2 separate regions of the Homo sapiens genome follow, and region 2 is linked to region 1. The links are chromatin loops, found by intact Hi-C in ENCODE. Cell type or tissue: PC-9. All regions are shown on one strand. Links, peaks and the distances in the headings refer to the core of each region. The heading gives the core; the rest is flanking DNA.

Region 1 (12,017 bases), core at 2,222-10,221:
AAAAGTGGTTTAAAAGTGTTCTGGAACTCTCCAAACAATAAAATCTAACAAGAGTAATGTCTTCTAAACAATAACTCATTTTTAAATGGTCAATAAATACAAACAAAGCAGGTCCCCAAAGTTCTCTTTGTAACTTACTAGTGAGAAGGATTAGGAAGAAAAACCCATGTGGACCTGTTGCATAGTGACAGTTATATGGATCCCTTCCAGGCCAGCACTGAACCCCAAGCCAGCTCACTGTAGGTCATTCAGCACAATGTAGTTGGAAAACAACACCTGGAAGCAATGGCTCCTGTCTTTTCGACCAGTTTATCTTCAGAAGTTCTAGTAGTTGGGATTGGAATGGAATGGGAGATTCTTTTAATTTTGAAGCTAATTTGGCTTCGCTGAAACCCAGTTACCAGATCCCATGTGACAGATGGTGAACATATAATTAGTCAACTCAATCAGAACAATTTAAAAGTAAAAGATAATGCCATTAATAATTACAATGAAACAACTTGCTCAAAGAAGGGATCTCTCAGGCAGACTGGGACCTATGTCAAACCTAAAAATGACACATTTGCAGAGTTCTTATATATCTTTGTATCCTATATGAATAACATGGATCATATACTCTTAACACTTATTATCACACACAATAATAACATTTGTATAATCCACACCATATTATGATCATACCAACAGTTTTTGAAACCTTTCCAATAATTCCTGATGAGTATTACAGATATTTTTTGTCTGTCTTTCTGCCTTTCTTTGATTTTTTGTAGTCTTTAAATTTACTCACTATTATAATATTGATTATATTTAATCAATATATTTTATATATGTTGTAAGCCTATGAATATATTGAAGACAATTACTTCAGAAATTCAATTTTAATTTGTAAGAAAATAAAATTGTAATAAATTTAATTTTTAAAATATTAAACTGTATTTCTAAAAACTGAATTTAGATTTTGGTACTCATTTTCTGTCATCTGATGATCTTAAAAAGGAAAGTAAGTATTCCTATTCAAACACGCACACATAAATGCACGTACAAACAAATAAAAGCCTTATGTTATACACCATTATTGTTACCTCCCTGAGCCACAGATTTGTGACTATATTAAAGCTGCATTTTCCTGGAGTTTGAAAACTATAAGTTCACAGCCTGTGAGGTAGAAAAGTGATTAAATAACCTTGAGCCCATCGGTAGTACCTGCCTCCCCAAAAGTTGTATCTTAGTAACTATATTCAGAATGTTCACATAACTCAAATGTACTATTCATGGCCCAAAGAGTTTAAACAGATGATGCACATAAATCAGAATCAATAGGATGATGCAAAACAAATCTTAATTTCCCATTGGATTGTGTTTTAGAGTTATTCTGATAGTGGTTGCAACACCTTTTAACTGGGCTCTTTTCTCCTTTCCTGTCCTCCACTTCTACCCTCGCTGCTCGACTCTGGCTCTGTTTTTGTCACTGTTCCTGGTCAAGTCCGAAGGTCTCATTCCTTACTTGATTCTTGTGGTTAAGGCTTGGGAGACCATTTAATTGCTCCATCTTCTCTCTGCCTATTCTGAAACTAACATGTGTCAGTGTCTATAAGGCCTCAGGAACAGGTTTATTTCTATCTTTTATGAAACTTACATAAAGTTAAATTATTTACTGCAAATTGTAAGGAGCATAAGAGATGAGATTTTATCCATAATTATGTTTACATAAGTACTTACAGTAAGTATTTGAATGGGTAAAAAATCTTATAATTTTGTGGGGTTGAAGCATTTTACTCTATCTTTACTATAAACAGCTTTTCCTTGATCAAGGATACTAACTAATTTTGTATACAGTGTTCTATTTTCTAACTATACTTGAGTTTTAAATTAGATTATATTTGCTTTTTAGGTCATTTTAATATCAGGCAATATGGCACATATTTGTCTTATCTCATTTAATATTCACAACAATCCTATACAGTAACTACTGATTATCTTTGTTTTACAAAAAAGGGAGCTCTAGGGAAACATAGGACTAATAAGTGAAGGGCAATACCCAGGCAGTCCTTATTTTTCAACCTCCAAAATTCCCTACATATATGAATAATTGCATATTCACCTATAATTCTCTACTAACAGAAATATAAGACTCAACTTCCAGTATTATATGTTTAATGGGACCCCTTATACACATACAGGGCAACCATAATTTCTGGCTTACTTCAGGCTTGACTTTATATTTCCGATACCCCAAAATGCCATCTCATTTTATATTGAATAAGTTGGATTCAGTGAAGTCAGTGAATGTAAATTATTACAGTATTAATAAACAAGTCATTTTTGGTAAATTGCAGCTGTTTCTTCAAAATGTCTATAAATGCCATTTCCTATACTGGCAACAAGCAAAGCAGTTTTATTTTCATCTTGATGTCAAGGTGCAATGTGAGCTATAATGGTTCTTGTGCATGCTAGCAATTACTTAATATGCTTTAAATTCTATTTAACTTGATATTCCGAAATTCATTCTGACAAAGGTAAGGTCTGGAGTAAGAAAAAAACAAAAATAAAGCAGGATTTTAAGAGTTACAATAAATATAATTTTACAAACAAAATGTTTTAAGTTCATATAATAGTCATGACAAAAGGCTGCATAAAGAAATCATAAAACACTCAAAAAAATTTAAACTCCCTTGTTGCATGTAACTTAAATTGCAGCATTAAAAATCTGTTTAATGTAATTAACAAGAGACAGACCTATGGGGAAGGTAGTGATAATTTCTGACTCTTTTTTCTTCAGAGATTACACATGCGTTAGCATTCATTTCAACTTGTCACTAAATGAAAACTTCATTCTCTCTTTGCTTTCCCAATCACAGATGGTATGAGGAAGAGAGAAAGAGAGGAAAATACTAGTAGATTATTCTTTGAATTATAATTTATTAAATTTCAGAAAGAGAAATCCAAACTAATTGAAATAAAAGAGGATGGGATTGTTTTTAAGGGGAAGACACATCTCATAGAAATTAAAAAAAAATTCTGAGCGTTCTGACATTACAAAGGGAACAAATTTCATCACTGGGTACCACTGGGGAGCAGTTTATGAGCCTGTGCACTAATATTGGACTATTAACATCAATCATTTATACCCAATGTGTCTTTTCTTATATGTCACTTCTGACTGACTACCTTTTCATATACTTTCTCATTCAACAGCCAGAGAAAGAACACCATATTTTTTTGTTTTCTAACCAGATAATATATTGGAAATCCAGTGATGTCTAACTGAACATACAAGATCACATAATATAGCTGGCCATGTCTAAGGGTTGTAAGGAGGGTAAAACATATTAAGTTAAAATAGGAATAATTGACATACCAATTCCTTCTCAAACATGTTTTTGTAGAATTTGTATTAGGACAGTTAATCTATTCTTGATTATATTTCTTATCACAAGTCATGCAATTCACTTCCTTGAATTAGAATGAAAGAAAAGTGCAAAGACTTCTGTGTCTCTGTTTTAAATTATCTAGAGCTCAGTCTTTAAAATTCATTAACAGTTTTCTTAATCCTCCAACAATCATTGCTCCAGCTTTCTCTTTTAGAAATTCATGAAATGCTGGAGATGTTCATCTCCTTGAATTATCAATGATTCTACAAATCATTATATATGTGCCTTCACCAGATATGGCTTAATGGTTTTTAGGCTCCTTTGGGTTAAGTGGGCCCATTACATTTTTCTATTCTTATTTAGAAATCCTAAATTCTATTTTTTTCTCTCTCTTACCATCACAAAACACTTCAACATCTCAATCCTATTTCCCTGTGTTTTTTTGGTGTTTAACTGATTTCTCTCTAATTCTATGTGACTTGTACTTATTTCAAATGTGTATCCCATAAGCAATGACATTGATGATAACAATATGCAGGCTTTGAAATATTATTTTATTCTGACTTAGGGGTATTATCCTGGAAAATAACAAAAACTAATAATTTAGGAATAAAAAATGCATTTTCTTTAAAATATATGCTTTAAGGCGAAAATCACTGAACACAAGTTAGAGAAGTTCATCTGTCATTCTGTGATGCCAGAAGAGTGAGGTAATCCAAAAGACTTGAGATGGTAGTTAAAGAAAAAAAAAAAAAGAATAAAACACAGCATTACCCATTGTGCTATCCATTCCAGTAAATTTTATCCAGTTTGTCGAACACAATCCGAGGTAGAGCTCTCAGTCAATCTGAAACAATGGGGCTTTTGCATGTCCATGACTTGTCACTATAAGAATCAACTGGGAAAATGATAGATACATTTAATATGGAGACATCCAGGCCACCATCTCAGAGATCCTGAATCAGTAGGAATCTCTGTTTTTTTTTTTTTTTGAGATGGAATCTTGCTCTGTCGCCCAGGCTGGAGTGCAGTGGCGCCATCTCGGCTCACTGCAAGCTCTGCCTCCCGGGTTCACGCCATTCTCCTGCCTCAGCCTCCCAAGTAGCTGGGACCACAGGTGCCCACCACCACGCCCAGCTAATTTTTTGTATTTTTAGTAGAGACGGGGTTTCACCGTGTTAGCCAGGATGGTCTCGATCTCCTGACCTCGTGATCCACCCGCCTAGGCCTTCCAAAGTGCTGGGATTACAGGCGTGAGCCACCACGCTTGGCCAGGAACTTGTGCTTTTAAACAACGCTCCAGTGTTTTAGAAATTACTGAGCCTATGCAATTATGGTTGACATTTAGATTAAAAGAGGCCTGGTAACTAATACGGATTCCAAAACTTACTAGTTGTCTGACCATGGGGAAAGTAACATACTTAACCATTTAAAGCCTCAATTTCATCATCTATAAAATTGGTATAATAATATTTACACTCAGTGCATAGGGCTACTGTGGATATTGAGATAATGCATGTAAAATAGTTAATCTCAGGGCGTGTACATATGTTTCCTAAAACATAATAGTAAATCAATGTTAATAGTATAATCTTCCTCATCATCAACAATAACTGGTTCATTAGCTTTGTTTGTTTGGACAAATTACAGAAGCATTCTGAGTCTTAGTTTATTTAACCTATAAATGATCACAAAGAATCTACTTCACATAGCCATGGGTCAAATATATAAAATAGTAAATGACTTAAAGCACCTAACATATTACCCGTATAAAGTTGGTGTTCAAAATTGTAATGAGCATTAATTTCAGTTTCACTGGATGAAAATTATTATTCTACTAAAGCCTGACAGACTGGTAATTCATTAAAATCACTTACTAAAAGAGAGGAGTGTAGCTCTTCTAGGCATTATTTTATAATAACATGGGCACACATAGGTGCTACCAGTTCTCTTCTCATCCCCTACCATTACTGAATGCACAAATCTGTCCAAAATTCATATGGCAAAAACTAATCACCAAGGAATTGGTGTTAGAAGGTGGGGCTTTTTAGAAGGTGATTAGGTCATGAGAGGTCTATTCACATGAATGGGATTAATGACTTTATAGATAAAGTGTAAGGGAGCTTCTTGCTCCTTTTTGTCTTTTCCCCTTCCATCCCTTCTGCCACGCGAGGACACAGTGTTCAGGTGCCATCTTTGAGACAGAAAGTGATGCAGGATAGGTAGCCAAGGAAGTAACCACGTCCTCAGGATGCAACAACTGTGGCGACTGCACTAACACAATATGCCCCATCATATGCATTGTCGTCAAGTTCATTCAAGCAAAGCATCTCCAGTAGGAAAATTCCCCTATAGAGAACATGTGCATTTTGATTTTACCTGTCCTTAGACTGACCCTTTGCTCATTATAATAGTGAAAAACACACTATTTGTGGACATTTAAGGTGGTAATGAGATATCCAAGGTATGAACAAGCATGTATAGCTACTATGCATGTGCACCCAGAGGACCAACCAAAACATGGTTTCTAGTAACACCTGCTCCCACCCCCTTATGAATAATCATGTAAGACTCCCATAAAGGGAGTCTCCTTAGTGCCAGTCTTTGTTGTCTTATCCATAGAGCAACCTGCCCTGAATCCTCTCTCAGGGTATACTCTCTATACTGTCTTCACCTAACTTTCAGAATATTCTTTCTCCTTTGCAATAAATTTATCTAAGCTTCATCTTCTTTGCTGCATGTCTCTTGTTTAAAGTATCTTAAACTGAGAAGACAAGAATCAAGATTTCACAACAGCTGTCAACAAGAGCAGGCCCTCATGAGACTTCACATCTAATGCCACTGTGATTTTGGGCTTCCCAGGCTCCAGAACTATGAGAAAATAAATTTCTATTGTTTATAAATTACAAATTATATCAAATGTATAAATAATTTCTATTAATTACAAATTATTTTGTTACAGCAGCACTAACAAACTAAATAATTACCAAGCAGAGGGAAAAATATCTCTTACTTTCCCATACCTCTTAATTTCCTCTAAAACATTGACTGCTAAATAAGATTGCCAAGTTCACAAATAAAAACCTAAGTCACTTAATAAAATTTGAATTTCAGATTAACAAAAGATACATTTTTAGTATCTTACGATTAATAGACCTCATGCATATTTTACATAGGTATATCCCATGCAGTATTTGGGAAATACGTGTAGTACAAAAGTATTTATTGCTTATCTAAAATTCAGATATTTCTGAATATCCTGCTTTGTTTTGTTTTTTGGCAATCTTGCTCTTAAGTAAATTATTAGACATTTATCTTAAACTGATTTTTTACTTGTATAAAAATGTTTATGAAAGTTGAACCTACAGGCTAGGTAATTCCCTCTCCCATGAAGATATATGGTTGAGCCTGACTATAGGTAGCCTCAGAAGGCATTTTCTGACTCTTGATCACAAAGATTCAGAAATTTGGGCAGTAAATGATTATCTATTTGACTAACCTATAATTTTCCTAAGTTGGCTAGACAATGTCAGTTATTTTCATTTCATTTCTGCATACTCTTTTTTCTCCTTAAGCTTTTCAGAATTTTTGCCTTCTTCAGAAAGTAGAAGATATCCATAATGTGTTTCTTATTGCTACTTTGCTAAGTGTCCCTGGGGACCCATCTGTCTGAAAAAGCCCTCCTGTCAGCAGTAGGGTGTCAAGGGTGACTGCCAACCTGAGAAAGGCATCGGCACTATTCTTGACATGGTGTTTTCTCTTATTTCTCAACTTTTATGTCAAAACCAATTTGAAAATAGCAAGCTAAGTTTTATAAGTAACACATAATAAAATCTTGCCTGGGACTGATAAAGAGAAAAAATTTCACATTTATACATTGCAAGATCAATGGATCTAAGATCTATATCAAAAGTTGGGCTAAACAACAACAAACCAAACTATTAGTATAGTGTATTATGCAGGATCATGGGAGCGGAAGTGTCACCACTCACCACCGCCCCTAGTGACCCACTAGCAAAATTTTGCCTCCTGTTCCCACGACATTATGGTCTGTTGGCCTAGGGGTCTTAGTTCCAGAGGGAGGAATGCTGCCACTAGGAGACACAGCAATTATTCGGTTAAACTGGAATTTAAGATTGCCAACTGGCCACTTTGGGCTCCTCCTACCTCTAAATCAACAAGCTAAGAAGGGCAGGATTACAAATGGCCCAGACCCTTCAGGAATGAAGTTTGGGTCGCTATACTAGGTAAAAATCATGACCCACTGAGGTGCTTGCTGAAGGTAAAGGGAATATGAAATGGGTAGGAGAAGAAGGTATTCATCAGTTCCAGCTATTACCACATGACCAGATGCAGAAATGAGGAAAGTAAGGAGGAAATGAATATTTCCTCTTTATTTTGTTAAGAACATGTTTGTGCATGGATATACTAAGAAAATATCTTCATTTTATTTCCTTTATTTTTGTGTTATCATGAGACATAAGATTTATTGACTTCTCATTAGCATTTAAGTGTTGTTCGCTTTATGTAATAGTAACAACATTTAGGTTAAGGATTGGTGTGCTTACAGTTGTATGAATGATGGATGTATTTTATTAGGTGGAATTATGACCTTATTGTCTGTCTTTTTTTGGAGATTGTCTATGACTTCAGGATATGTGTGTGTGTTCAAGTTGAAAACAGGTGGACTTGTGGGGGTTAAGTGTCAACTTGGTTGGATTGAAGGATGCAAAGTATTGTTTCTCGATGTACTTGAGTGTTGCCAGAAGAGATTGACATTTGAGTCAGTGGATTGGGAGAGGAAGACCCACCCTTGGGAAGAATCACCCATAATGTGGATGGGCACCATCCCATCAGCTGCCAGCATGGCTAGAAAAAGCAGGTAGAAGAAGGTGGAAGAAGCTGACTTGGTGACTCTTCTGGCTTTCATCTTTCTCCCATGCTGAATGCTTCCTGCCAGTGAATGTCAGAGTCCGAGTTCTTCAGCTTTTGGACTCTTGGGCTTATACCAGTGGTTTTCCAGGGGCTCTCGAGCCTTTGGCCACAGACTGAAGGCTGCACTGTCTGCTTCCCTACTTTTGAGGTTTGGGGACTGGTTTCCTTGCTCCTCAACTTGCAGATGGCCTATTGTGGGACTTCACCTTGTGATCGTGTGAGTGAATTCTCCTTAATAAACTCCCATTCCTATATACATATATCCTATTAGTTCTGTCCTTCTAGAGAGCCTTAACTAATACAATGGGCTAGCTGCGAAATAGGAGATTCTTGTAGTATTCCATACTGTACTAAGGGATTCTGGCAAATAATGAGGGTTTCAAATGCATTTCCCTTCTTTATAATTACATGGCAAAATATCCACTGAGAAATATAAATATTTAAAAAATAATGATATACTTCATACTAATCTAGTTTTTATTTTAAATATTCCATGGTATAGTTTCAAAAAAACTTACATGAGTTTGTTTAAAATGACCACTTTGTAGTCTGTGTAGCCAAATAACATCAAATAAGCTGAGAGTAAACCATTCTGCAGTGATTGGGAGCACAGTGTTGAAAATCTAGGGGCATGCTCATTCTCTTATTAGAGTCTCACAGCTCTGAGATGGTGTGGTGATTTGTCTCCTACAGGCTTTTATTGAACCTTTGCTCACTTCCCTTCTAGTCTGTATCATACAGCGCAGGTATGGTTGATTGCCCAAGCTGTAAGCTTCTGGAAGGCAAAATGCATCTCTAAATAAGAATGTTAAAAGTAGCGCTGCTATTGAGTGCTTTTGTGATGGACACTGTACTGAGCTCTTTCTGAATACTTTTTTTTAAATCATCATGACAGTATTATAAGTTAGATATAATTATCCCAGTTCAAGCAGTTTGTCCAGGGTGATCTAGATACTACATATTTTGAATTCAAATTCAAATTGTGGTATACATTCAAAGCTTCTAGTAATATAAAGTCTTGTGGGTCACATTACCTTTCTGGTCAGGATGTGCCATAGTGAATAACATAAAATGTGTGTACAGTGAAATATTACTTTAAAAAATAACTAATGCCAAAGTTATATACTCATAACCCTGATTTTACTGATGCTTATTCCTTTTTAATTATTTGATACTGGCCATTTCTATTTTCTCAGAAAAATAAGCAAGGCATTCCATTTCAATACATAGTACACATTGTAAAATTTTCTAATAATCTGAATAGAAGTAACAAAAATTAATTATGTATAGAAAATCTATAGTTATTAGAATAAATGGAATATTTACATATAGAGGGAATGGAATAGTTTTTCCATTCAGGCTGCAAGGATTTAAACTTTTCCAGAACTCCAACAATTATCATGTTTATAAAGAAATAATATTTTTGGACAGCTATTTACAACATGTCCTCAAGGCAGAATCATTATTATACTTACACCACACAATAAATATATATGTGTGGATACATATATAAAATCTACACACACACACACACACACACACACACACACAAGAAGAGAGAGAGAGAGAGACATGATTATTAAATATGATGCATGAGGAAATCAGAGTGAAAAAAATAGCAGAGGAAATGCAATTATAAAATTACAGAATAAGCTTTAAAACATGGATGTGGTATGCAACTAAGATGTATTTGGGATTTGACACATACTAGATAATGAAGATAAAGTTATACTTATTAAAAAAGTATAATATCTGTACAGCTAGGCTCCCATTTTTTAAATGAAAAAATGTCACATTTCAGTGTTCCATTTCCCACAAGACATAAATAAATAAATGAGTCCTCAAGTACAGTGCATGCTAACCCTGATTGAATTATTTTATTCTTATTCTTACATCTTCTTATGCTTCTTATTTATTACATGGCTTCAATGTCAGGGAAAGAGGTAAAATGATTCAATATGATGACTTTTATGAATAATAATTTCTAAGGCACTACGTTCAACTTTCAGTGATTTGAAAAAACATATGCATTGAAGTATTCCAAAAACATTATTAGTGAAACTTGAGGAAAGATTGGAAATAACATTACTCTTACATTAAGCTGTCTATTATGTAATTTATTCCTGAGTTTTTCCTATTGGCATTTGCTTGCTGGCATTGAAATTCTTGTCAATCATCAGTAAGAACTTTTTTTTCCATGTAAGAAAGACCAATGTCTAAAATAAAACATTATGAAAGAACAAAAATACACCCTTTAATGATTCCTTATGATTATTCTGATCATTTAGTCATAAGTTTTTCTTAATTTATTTTAAATCTTTGTTTTAGAAGCGGAGCTTTTTACTCAAAATAATTGTGCTTTCCCTTGGTAGTTTTTATTTTAAAAGTAGTAATTTATCTAATTGTTAAGTTGTGTGTTCTAATTCCTAAAGACACTGTCATATTTTTCAAGTTTTTACTTCTGAATAACTTTTATTTAAATATTAGCTGGTATTCATACATATGATATTGCTTGACATTCCTGCCTAGCTTTATTAAAAATTATTATAATATTGCTTCTGAGGAACTTAGATATAATTTCCAATAGCCCTTCCACAATAGACCACCACCAAAAGGGAATGTCTATGCCCTTCATTCTGATGGCTCACTATCAGCCAGTAGTATTCAATTTCCAGAAAACTCTGACCCTTACTTCACTCAGTTTGGAGTTATCATCCTCTTACAGAGAAAAAAAAGATCCATCCATTTTTAAATGGAAGTACATTTTCTCATTTAGACATCCTCCCAAAAGGCATAAAAAGTAATTTTCTACTCTTGAAACTTCTGTTCTTAACATTTTATTTTGTCTGATCTTATGAAACATGATACAAGTAGATTTCACTAGGGTTGTATGGAATAGAAAGTGGAGAGAACAATTAGACTGCTCTTTCATTTAATAAGCACCGAACTGAAACTAACATCACATTCAAAATGATTCTTAAAAAAATAAGAGATTTCACCATAGTGAATACAATTTTATGAATACAATGCATTTCAATAAGCATTTATTGTAATAAAATATGTATTATTTAGTTTACAAGGAAACTTGAAGCATATTTGATTTTCACAGAAACATTATATAACTTAAACGCAAATACATTATTATCTCTGCTTTAGAAATGAGAAAAGTAAAATTCAGAGATATTAATTTCTGAATCGGTTCTAGGACAAATAGCTGGTTCTAGGCCAAATAGCCAACTGGAGTAGAGTCATGACCATACGGAAGGCATTATGTATCCAACTCTGGTGCTTCTCCCAGTATTCTATTCTCTGCCACCCTATACAAGACATGTGCAGCAGCCTATAGAAAAATATATAGCTAAAATATGATCCATGACCTTGAGGAGCTTACACTCTATAGAGGTAAAAAATAAGTAGTCCAAGAGTTAGAATTTAGGGAAAATTGGATAAAAAATTATTTATTTTGCTTACTTGCTTACTTACTGGTTATGGTCTCTATTCAACTACTGGAATATAAATTCCATAAGGGCAGGGATCTTTGTCTGTTTTCTTTTTTTTTTCTTTAAGGCTGTATCCACAAAACCTAAAGCAATGCCTGATAGTCATTCAACAAGCAGTTTTCAGTGAATGAATAAGAATGAAAATGTTATTGAAGAGATGAGGAAGCATTAAAGTAGGATAATATTTTCCCAGAAGAACTTATGGCCAACT
Region 2 (12,017 bases), core at 2,153-10,152, 70 kb after region 1:
AGCCAGGTGAATCAGAATGAGTAGTATTAATATGTTTCCTTTTTACACACAGACTTTACTACATTAATAGAGACATGATTCTCCTTTTGTAGACCTGTTCTTTGCAGTGCCATGTTCATTAATGCTTCATTTTTTTGTATGTCATTATTGTTTTTACTTAAGCAAAGCTCATGACATTACAGGAGGAGCAGAGTTCTATCATGTAGAAGTTCATTCACCCGAGCATGCTTCCTTATCATCATCTCATCTTGTGCCGGTATACAAGTAAGATCAGCCAGGTAAGACTAGCACTCGACAAACCTGAGTTGTAGTTTTGGCTTTCCTACTTCCCAGTTGCCCGATGTTGAACTAGTTATTTAATCCTTCTAAGCCTAATTATCTCATGTAAAAATAGGGTAAATATATGTAACGTATAGTACAGTTGCAAAATTAGATAACATATAGTGGGGATATTCTATAGTGCCTAAAGCACATTTGTTGCTCAATATATGAACATTAGTATGTGAGCATCATGTTTACTAGCAAACAGTCTTTTATTCTATTTTCCCAAAATTAAATTTCCCATTTGGAAGGAAATTTAAAAATATTTATATAATTATTATATTATTTACTGGGCTGATAAGCTAGTTTTCATGCACTCAAATGTATATCCTGTCAGTTTCTGTTACTCAAATTAGGTATAGTTTTATGGATAATTTAATGTTTAATATCCCAATTTACTTGAACTGGTATCTTAGTAAATATACTCTTTGTAAGATAATTTATTTTTCAATTCTGTACTTCAGAAAGACTTTTTATATCAATGTGCGTGTATTTGCTTTTGTTATTTACCAATAATAATGTGGTTCACAAAAATGTGAATAATCTAGACTCTCGAAGATAAATTTTATTCATCATGTATATGTCTCACCTAGTGGAGCTGTTGTACTTGAAAAACAGTCTATCATCTATCTATCTATCTATCTATCTATCTATCTATCTATCCATCTATCTATCTATCATTTTTCATCCATCCATACACCTATCATTCCATCCATCACTTAATTTATCCATGATATTCTTTAGTGAGTAAAGCTAATACCTGTGCCATTCTTGGATTTTTCACAGCTTATTTTCACTATTGCTAGCCTCTTCGTCCACTCAGTTCAAATTTGATACCTAGAAAGTCTTTTATATCTACTTTAACCCACAGATGATTTCATCTTTCTTTGAATGTGCAATCCCTATAATATGTAGCTTTTGACTAGTAATTAGTCATATGCTGTCTTTCAACATTTTTTGAATTGCTATTGACTTCTTATATGGTTAAGTTTTTAAACATGTATGTTTAATTCTAATTATTTAAATTTAGAGTTATTAAAATCGCAGACTATGACTTATGCTTCTTTATATTATTTTACTTGTAGAAACACAATAACTATTTGTTTATGGTTTATTCTAAAAGCAAAGACTAAATATGTAAACATGTCCTTTAGTTTCACAAGTGAAAGTCCTCATACTATTAAATAAAGATTCACTAGACATAGGGACTTAATAACTCCCTGGAGCATTGATCCTTCATTTTACAAATTAGGCAGCAAATACCAGGTTCTACTTTCTTGTTAGTAGAGCAGGAAGAAAAGATGTGTGGCCTAAGCATAACTTAACAAAGCATGATTTAGCGTTACTGGAAAACTTAGTTTGTTTACTTCAAGACAAAATATTTGTGAGAGTTTAAATCTCTATTCAAGTATTAGTAACTACTCTTAAAACATGTTTTGGAGCAAAAACACTTCTCTTAGCCTTAATTTGACTTTGCAGGCTGTACCTCATTTCTCTCAACCTATATTTTTCTGCAGCTGCTGAAATCTCTAAGGAATATCTCTCCATGGAGACAGAGCCAGACGGCCCAAGTCTCTTCTCTGTTCTTGAGTTCCTGTTTTCAAGTAATGATTTGGATAAACTGGAGACCAGTTTCCTTTCCTCCAACTCTGGCAGCTGAAATTAATTCTCCAAAGACTCCTCTTTGGAGGCAAGCAGATGGTACACATGCACATGTTTTAGTTTCGATTGTACCAGTTTTGAATAATTTAAAGTTCCAAATCTCTATAAAACTACTGTATTCCCATTTCCCAATACATTTTTTTCTTTTGCCTCAGAAATTCTTTCGTTATATTTTGACATTTGGCTGAAACTTCGTTCACTTTGTACTGGCTTCATTGTCACACACCTCCTGCTGTTCTTTGTTACAATTTTAGATAAGTATGGCTTTAGAAAACTAAGATGCTTTTAGAAACTATTCTGCTGGTGATTTTCCCTTTACCATTTGCAAAGCATTTTGTATACATAAACAGCACATTAGCCAAATGATATTGTTATCACAGTTTCTGTTGGTCTGCACTTGGCTCTCGCTTTAGAATTACCCCAAATAGGTTTGCAGAATTTTATAGTTGCATTATGAGGCACTCAATAATATGTATGAACTTAGGCATTTCTTTTCTGCCATTCTGTTTGAGAAACAGCCCATCCTATCTCTGCTGAAGATTCATTGCTGCTTCAGGTAGAACGTGGTAAGTAGGTAATGTTTAGAACAATCTTTAAATAGATTTGAGCTTTTCTGTCCAACTTTGAAGTGTCCTCATAATTAAATTGAGAAAACTGGCCAATAATGGTCCAAATTGTTTGTGAGATTTAGTTATTTGTGAACATGTATGTGTAAACTCACACACATATATGCACATACATAGACAGCTACTCAAATCAGTTAGGAAGCTCTTCTATTATAGCCACTAAAGCTATGATTCAGTTCCAGATGAACTTCACTGTTTTATTGTCATTGCCTTCCTCTGTTACAATGGCTAAGACACAAGAATAACTATGAGAGTGTGCTATATTAGCACAAGTCATCATCACTTCAAGAAAAAAGAAACTTAAATATATAATCAATTTAGAACAAGGTTGTAATCTCAACTGTGAAGATGAAAACAGTATAATCTACACTATGTAATTAGCCTTTACCAAATTATATTTTATACTGTTTTATGGTTCATCCAACCCTTATAAAAATTATATCACTGTAGATCACCATATTATGAAGGCATAAACTAAACCTGAAAAATATAAAGTGATTTTAATGTATACAATCATGTATGGAAATGAGGATACAGTCCTTAGGAACCGTGATGGCAAATTTCTTTTTTTTCACTTAAAATGGGACAAAATAAAGAATACACCATCTATAGAATACTCAAGTATGTTTTGTTGAGAATAACATTCTGTTATTTTAAAAATATAACTATTTGGAAATAGAATATAAAACACATTGTTCTTTTGTTATTTGTAGATAAAGTTTGGAAAACAGAAACTCAGAACAACTGAAGAGAGCCTCAGAAATCTCATCTTTTTGATAGAACACTTCCCTTAGGGACTTTAACAATTGCTATGCAGAATCAACAAATAAATAACTTTCAGTGGTGTTTTGTCTCTCTTGATTTCAACCATTCAAGTGATGTGACTTCTACCACTTCCCTTGAGGGGTAATTCCATATTCCAGCAGTTTTCACTGTCAGGAAGTTTCTCATGCGCTCTACCCAAGTTGTCTTTTCTCTAACTTCCTTCCATTTCTGAGTTACACCAAATCTGAACACATCACTAAATGGCTTCTCATTTCTAGTGAGGGCTTACACTTTTAAACATTTGGCTGACTAGTGTTTTATTTCTCACTTTCCCAAGAGTTATATATTTACCTCCAACACACTTCTTTCTTCAGTCACTCTACTGTCTTCATCAATTTCAAGCCCTTCCCTGAATAGCCTTTAAATTTGTTTCCTAAATAGTTTGAAGCGAGGCATAGGAAAATCATAGTTCTTCTATAAACCACTTAAAACAGTACCAATATTTATGTGTTTCAATTCACAACAAAAGCCAAGAAATCAGAAAGTAGATCGCTGACAAAATAATGAGGGAATAGGACTTCCACCTTAGGGACTGCTTTAATTTGAGAACTGAAAGATCACTTCTCGAGAATCTGTTGCAGAAACAGTGTACTAAAAATGGAATTTCAAAATTCACAGAATTGTAAGGTAAGTTATACTCAAAATCATCCATTCTTTCATAAGAGACTTAGAATGCACTTGTGGCTACATCAGTGCTAGTTACTGCTAAGATGAAAAGACTGGCTTGTGAATTGGTAATTAGACAAAGGCATTGTGATTACAATGGGAAAGAATCGCTATTACTTTGGTGCAAAAGTAATTGCAGCCTTTACCATTAAAAGTTTAAGTATAAAGTATAAGTGTAAAGTAATTAAGTATAAGTAATTAAGTTTAAGTATAAATATTAATACATAAATTCTATACCTGGAGCCTTGATAATGTCACAGACTGATGGATATTTTTGTTGTTTTCCTCCTCTTCCTTAAACTGTAATCTCATCTGTGTTTTATTTTACCACTTTTTCTTATTTAAGTTTCCTAAATTGTGTTTCATTTGCTGTGTTCTCCATGGTTCTATATTTTAAATTCCACTTTGATTATCTTAAAGCTAAAAATGCTTATGTTGTGACTAATCATGACTTATATGTATTATTTTTAGGCTACACCTTAAGCAGTGCCATATTTTATATATGGTTACATATTACAAAACTCAGTAGAGCCTATCTTGGCAGAAAATTATTTTCACATTTAAATTGGACTGAAATTTACTTTGCCGAAAAAGCAATTATTATATGTCTATGATGTTCAGGCAAGGTGTTGTGTTCTTGTTAGTTATGCCACTTGTTCATATCTAGCATGGAAGGGTATGTAAATAAATTTCAGTTATTTATTTAAAATTGGATAGTAGCAGTCCACAGAGGGTACACTGAGGCACAGCAGTGGGAGACCAAGCCTAGAAGGAAGGGACAGGGAGTGAGGGATGGGAAAGAGTGACGTTTCATATGAGTGTTCACTTGGAATAGGTTTTTACCAAACACCGGGAAACCATTACCAGGTTGATGAAGCAATGTCAGGTCACAAAGCATGAACCAACCTGATATGCTTGTTCAAAGAACTGTTAATAATTTGTATTCCTGGAGCATGAGATACAGCAGAGTATGGATAAACTTTGAGATGAAATGGAAGAATTGAAAAAGGCCAAATGTATGTCATAGAAAAGATTTTGAACTTTAACTTTAGGGTTATATCACATTATCATCCTTGTGCCAAATTCAGCCTCTCTTGTTTTCTCAAAGAAAGGTTTATCGGAACACAGTCATACCATTTGTTTACATATCGTCTGCATCTGCTTTTACACTACAGCCACAGAGTTGAGTATTGGTAGCAGATATTACATAGCTTGCAATACTTAAAATATTTAATATCTGGGTCTTTATAAAAAACCTTCCCTGCCCTATGCAATGTAGAGGTTCTGAAAGATTTGAGTCAAGAGATAGTATGATTGGTCTTCCCTTTCAAGAAGTTGGATTTAGGGGAAGTAAGACAATAGATTGGAGGTGTTATAAAACTAAATAGCCTGTAATAGCACTAAATAGACATGTAGTAGTGCTTTATATGTGTTGTTTCTAGTTCCTTTACTTTCTTACTTTATTACATTTTCAACTTAAATTAATGGTACCTGATATTTTGTCTTCTTGCCCAATATATTAATTACTAAAAATTTTACCTCATAGATTTAAAAGGAAAAGCAGTAGTTTTACAAATGCCGTTTCAAAAAGTAATTTATAATTTAAGGTTTGTGCGGTCTAAATGTCTATTTTTGATTATACACATTTTCTATTTTTATATAAAACTACCACCAGCAGCAATAGACATTTTGTTTTGCTTTGTTTTGTTTATCTCTTCTTAAGGCTTAGACATCTATTGTGCACTCTTTGTATAAAAAGGACTTTGTTGATACAGATTTAATATAATGAAAGCTTTTATGTTGAAGGGAAATGTAATTTGATTTTAAAAAATCCTAAATTTTACATTCTTCTAGCACAAATTTTCTCAATCACAGCACTATTGACATTTTGGGCCTGATTAAATATTTGTTATAGGGGGCTGTCATGTATTGTAAGATGTTTAGCAGCATCTCTGGCCTCTTATATGCCAGAAGCAACCCCCTGCCCCAAGTTGTGACAATCAAAAATATCTCCAGACTTTAACAGATGCCAAACATCCCCTGAGGGGGCAAAATCAATGAGGTTGAGAACCACTGAATCTTGTTCTTCACTGTTCTGCATTCTCACTGAATATATCTTTGATAAAAATAACAAAAGAAAAGAAAAGCTGTATGTTTTTTAATCACAAAGTTGAGACCACAGGCTAATGGTAGGGTGATGATGTGCTGTGTCCTGGTCTATTCCTAAAAATTGACTTCATGTTGTGACATTTTCAATACTTGCAAAAATCTTCGTCATAAAAATGAGGTATCAGATTTCAATTGTCTCATTTTTATATTCCCCCGCTGTAGTTTGTTGACCTTTTCAGTATTCTAAGCAAGATTTTGAAAGAGCTGACCATTTCCTTCTCTTCCTATTAAAAAGTACAGTAACCTGTTGTAAAGACTGAAATGACTGGCCAACTGAGATGAAGAATTTTAAAAAGGTCAGAATGGTTCACTACACAATATATTTCAGAGTGTTTGTAAAGCATTTGAATGTGTGAGTTAACTTTTTTGAAAAATAAAATCTAATCTAATGATAAAAAATATACGGTATGGACTGATTAATGCTCTTTTTAAAGTGAGTCTAACTTGTTTTTCTAGCTTTTGCTTTGTGGTCAACTTAGAGCACTGGACTTTATATAACCCCATGTTAGAATAATTACTGTGTTACTGTTAGGCAACTATTTATAGTCTTTCTGAGTCCTGGAATGCTTACCTCTCTGTGGGTCTACTCAGCCATACAGAATTTCCAGACAAAAAGGTAAAACTCATTCAAAGAAGAAACGTTAAATTTTCTGCTTCTTCAGCAACACTGCAAGAATTTTCGTTTAACAAAGTGTCAGCATCAGCAATACCATTATCAATGGACATCTGGTTTTCATTCTCATGCACATAGGCAGCAAATTTAAGGTCCAGTTTAGCATATTCAGTGAAGTAAATGTGTTTGGGAGGGGTATTGGAGAAAGTGAGTGAGCTTCCACACTCTTGAGGCAGCACTGAATTTTAAATTACTTATGTATTAGAAAGGCAAATGCATTAGGACATAAGACTTCTGTTAGCATAGAGATTTTAAAATACAATATTTGTGACACATGTAAATGTCATGAATTCTTGAATACAACAATCATGTTAAATTTTGTCTATTCTCTTTGTATTTAGTGCATGGAATTATCAAGGGACACAGCTGCTTCCTGAATACTTAACTACAAATACTGAATTGAAACAAAGGGTAGGAATTAGATATTAAAATTTATTTCTACTTATAGCATATGAAATCAATGTACAGGTGTCACAGGAACTGAGAGGTGTGTGCAAGGATAATGTAAACTAAAAAAAAATTTGTATTGGCACAACTTTTGCTATATGAGGAAGAAAAATAACTTTACCCGCAAATTTTACATTTAAAATTTTAATAACAAAGTTATTTTTGATTTCATAAGTTAACATACTGCATCCCTAAGACTGAAAGTTCAGAGAAGGAAACATGGGCAGTACATATTTTCTATCTAGATATGTCCAGAGTCCCATCCCTAAAACAAAATTCAAGGTAGAGGTCACAGAACCTGGCTTCAAATTTAGGATGTGTGACTGTAGTTCATTATTTTAGATAGATAGATAGATAGATAGATAGATAGATAGATAGATAGATAGATTATAGATAGATATATTGCTCTCTATATAACTATATATATAATTATCTAGATCTATTTAGATATTTATCTAACTTCTTGGCAGATTTCTGTAGTAAAATGGTGTTAATAACAGGTATTTTAATTAAAAGAAAATTTTTGAAAAGATAGACATATTGTTAATAGTTGTATTTTTATATTAAATACTTGGAATTATCTAGGGACAGGAATGCTAGCAGTATAAAAACTCAGTTACTAATAAAAAAATTTAAACTATACCTATTACCATATCCATGAGATAAATTTAGATCAGAAGAGAAAATTGTGTAATAGATTATCTCTTCCTTGAAAAAGTATATTATTTAAAATAATTTTTAGGAAAAAATGGAGGAGTGTTTGTGAGTAAACTCTCTTATATTTTTTGAAACAATATTCAGTTATTCAGACCTGATCAATTAATATTTGATTGTAACTATAAGCCAGATACTCTGGTTAGCCAGAAAACAATGAAAAAAATAGTACTTGATTTTGAGGAACATACAGTCTAGTTGCAGATTTGGAATTGCCTTATCACCACTTGGAACATGCTATAAATGTGAGCATGACAAGGTGCCAGGAAGAAGAGTCTGGTATTGCTGTAAGTAATTTCAGATGTAAAAAATTAAGTTTAAAAAGGTTATTTCTTGTGGTAAAAAAATTGGGCGATATAAATTAGGATTCAAATATTCTACCTCCTAACCTAAAATTCTTCCTATTAAAACCACTATTTTTAAACTGATAAACTTAATTTTGGGGGGCAGTTTAGAGTCATAGCAAAATTGAATGGAAAGTACGGTTCCCAGATAACCCCTGTTCTGACAGATGCATAACTGCCCATGTATATCATCAAAATTCTGCACTAAAGTGGTATATTTGTTACATCTGATAAACCTACAATGATACATCATTATCAGCCATAGATTATGAGGTACAACACCAATTGGAGTTGCATCAAAGCGAGTCACAGGAAACTTTTGGTTTCCCAGTGCATATAAAATTATGTCTACATTATACTCCTGTCTATTTAGTGTGCAATAGCATTATGTCTAAAAAATGCTCATACCCTAATTAAAATTACTTTATTGTAAAAAATGCTAACAATCATCTGATATTTTAGCAAGCTGCTTTGTACTAGTGGAAGGTCTTGTCTTGAGGTTCATGGCTGCTGACTAGTCAGTGTGGTGGCTGCTGAAGCTTGGGGTGGCTCTGATAGTTCCTTAAAATACGACAATGAAACTTGCCACATCAATATATTCTTCCTTTCATGAAAGATTTCTCTGTAGCATTTGATGCTGTTTGATAGCATTTCACCCACAGTAGAATTTCTTTCAGAATTGAAGTCAATTCTTTCAAAGCCTTTCAAAGCTTTATCAACTATGTTTATGTAATATTCTACATCTATACTGTTTGTTGTCATATCAACAATGTTCACAACACATTCACCAGGAGTGGACTCCATCTCATTAAATTACTTTCTTTGCTCTCCTGTAAGAAGCACTTCTGTTCATGGTTTATCATGAGATTGCAGCAATTCAATCACAACTTCAGCCTCCACTTTTAATTCTAGTTATCTTTCTATTTCTAACATAGCTGCAGTTACTTCCTTCACTGAAGTCTTAAATCCTTCAGAGTCATTTATGAGGGTTGGTATCAGCTTCTTCAAACTCCTGTTAATGTTAATACTTTGACTTCTCTCCCTGAATCATAAATGTTCTTAATGACCTCTGGAATTGTGAATCTTTTCCGTAAGGTTTTCTATTTACTTAGCTCAGATTATTCAGAGGAATTACAACCTATGGCAACCATAACTATAAAGTGTATGTCTTAAATAAGACTTGATGGTCAAAGTTACTCCTTGATCCATGGCCTGCAGAATAGATGCTGTATTAGTAGGCATGAAAACAACATGAATTTCCTTGTTCATCTCCATCAGTGCTTTTGTATTAACAGGTGCATTGTCAATGATCAGTAATAATTTTAAAGGAATCTTTTCTTTGTGAGCAGTAGTCTCAACAGTGGCCTTAAAATATTTAGTAAACCATACTGTAAACAGATGTGCTGTCATCCAGTCTTTGTTGTTTAATTTATAGAGCAAAAGGAGAGTAGAATTAGCATAATTTTTAGGGGCCCTAGGATTTCCAGAAAGATAAATAAGCATTGGCTTCAACTTAAAGTCATCAGCTGCATTAGTTCCTAACAAAAGAGTCAGCCTGTCCTTTGGAGCTTTGAAGCCAGGCATTGACTTCTTCTTTCTAGCTATGAAAGTCCTAGATGGTATATTCTTTCAATAGAAGCCTGTTTGTCTACACTGAACATTTGTTATTTAATGTAACCACTTTCATCAATGATATTGGCTAGATCTTCTGGATTTTTACTGCAGCATCACCATCAGACTCTGCTGCTTCACCTTACACTTTTATATCATGAAGATGACTTCTTTCCTTAAACCTCATGAACCAACAACATCTGCTAGCTTCAAAGTTTTGTTCTGCAGCTTCCCACCTCTATCAGCCTTCACAGAATTAAAGAGAGTTAGAGCCTTGCTCTGAATTAAACTTTGGCTTAAGGGACTGTTGTGACTGGTTTGATCTTCTCTCCAGACCTCTAAGACTTTCTCCTTGTGAGGAATAACTCTATTTCACTTTCTTATCATTTGTGTGTTCACTGAAGTAGCACTTCAAATTTCTTTCAATAACTTTTCATTTCCATTTGCAACTTGGCTAACTCTTGGGTACAAGAGGTCTAGCTTTTGGCCTATCTTTGTTTTTGACATATTTTTTCACTATGTTTAATCATTTCTAGGTTTTGATTTAAAGTGAAAGACATAAACTTTTCCTTTCACTTGAATATTTAGAGACCATTGTAATGTTATTAACTGACCTAATTACAATATTGTTGTTTCTAAGGGAAAAGGAAGTCCTGCAGAGAGGAAGAGATAAAGGAAATCATTCATCAGTGTTGGAACACATACAATATTTATTTATTTATTTATTTATTTATTTATTTATTTATTTATTTACTTTGAGACAGAGTCTCGCTCTGTCTCCCGGGCAAGAGTGCAGTGGCACAGTCTCAGCTCACTGCAACCTCTGCCTCCTCAGTTCAAGCAATTCTCCTGGCTCAGCCTCCTGAGTAGCTGGGATTACAGGTGCCTACCACCACGTTCAGCTAATTTTTGTCTTTTTAGTAGAGACAGGATTTCATCATGTTGGCCAGGCTGGCCTTTAGCTCCTGATCTCAAGTGATCTGCCCACCTCAGCCCCACAAAGTGCTGGGATTACAGGCGTGAGCCACTGTGCCCGGTCAATATTTATTGAATTAGTTCACCATCTTATATGGCCACAGTTCATGGCACCCCAAAACAATCTTAATAGTAACAACATAGATCACTGATCATAAATCACTATCACAGATATGATAATAATAAAAATGTTTGAAATATTGAAACAATTACCAAAATGTGACACAGTACATGCTGTTGGAAAAATGTTGCCTACAGATTTGTTCAACACAGGGTTGCCACAAACCATAAATCTGCACAGTACATGATATCTGCAAAGCACAATAAAGTGAATCACGATAAAAGAGCATATACCTGTAATGACATATATCTACTACATAGTCTGATATGGAATATTTTTCACTGCCTTAGAAATACTCTGTTCTCTCCTTATTTATCCCTCTCTCTCCACTCCTTTCTGTCAACCCCTGATCTTTTTATTATCTCCGTAACTGTGTTTTTAATAAGGTCTTGCAGCTGAAATCACGCAGTTTGTAGCCTTTCCAGAGTGTATGCCTTTCCAGAGTGTACTTTCCAGAGTGTAGCCTTTCCAGAGTGTACTTTCTCTCAGTAACATGCATTTAAGTTTCTTTCATGTCTATTCAATGCTTCATAGCTAACTTCATTTTAGTATTGAATAACATTCCATTGCCTGGATATACCACAGTTTATTTATTCATTTAGCTACCAAAGGGTGTCTTGGTTGCTTTAATGTTTTGGCAATTATAAATAAAGCTGCTCCACATGTCTATGTGCAAACATAACACACACAACACAACACAACTGTGCAAGGCCACAGTTGTTGAGTTGTGTGATAAGAATATGTATAGTTTTATACGAAACTGCCAAACACTCTTCCAAAATAGCAGTGCCAATATGCTTTCCCATTACTGTTTAATGAGAGTTCATGTTTCTCCACATCCTTATAGCATTTTGTATTGTCAG

The links. A loop is a pair of places that touch in the nucleus more often than their neighbours do. Peaks named below come from ENCODE experiments on the same cell type or tissue, not always from the same donor. Only the 100,000 strongest peaks of a DNase experiment are listed, where the experiment ranks them.
Region 2: a loop joins it to region 1, with 9 times the contacts of the local background. A loop is called at or near these places in 1 of 110 quality-filtered maps.

What each region holds. Positions count from the first base shown.
Region 1 is chr1:72,870,070-72,882,086 of GRCh38, forward strand. No RefSeq gene overlaps it. Among named protein-coding and RNA genes, the nearest start is that of LINC02797, 26 kb to the left of the region's middle. In PC-9, for the core only: no CTCF peak of the experiment used is centred there; no DNase peak of the experiment used is centred there.
Region 2 is chr1:72,940,314-72,952,330 of GRCh38, forward strand. No RefSeq gene overlaps it. Among named protein-coding and RNA genes, the nearest start is that of LINC02797, 96 kb to the left of the region's middle. In PC-9, for the core only: no CTCF peak of the experiment used is centred there; a DNase peak (open chromatin) is centred at 6,758.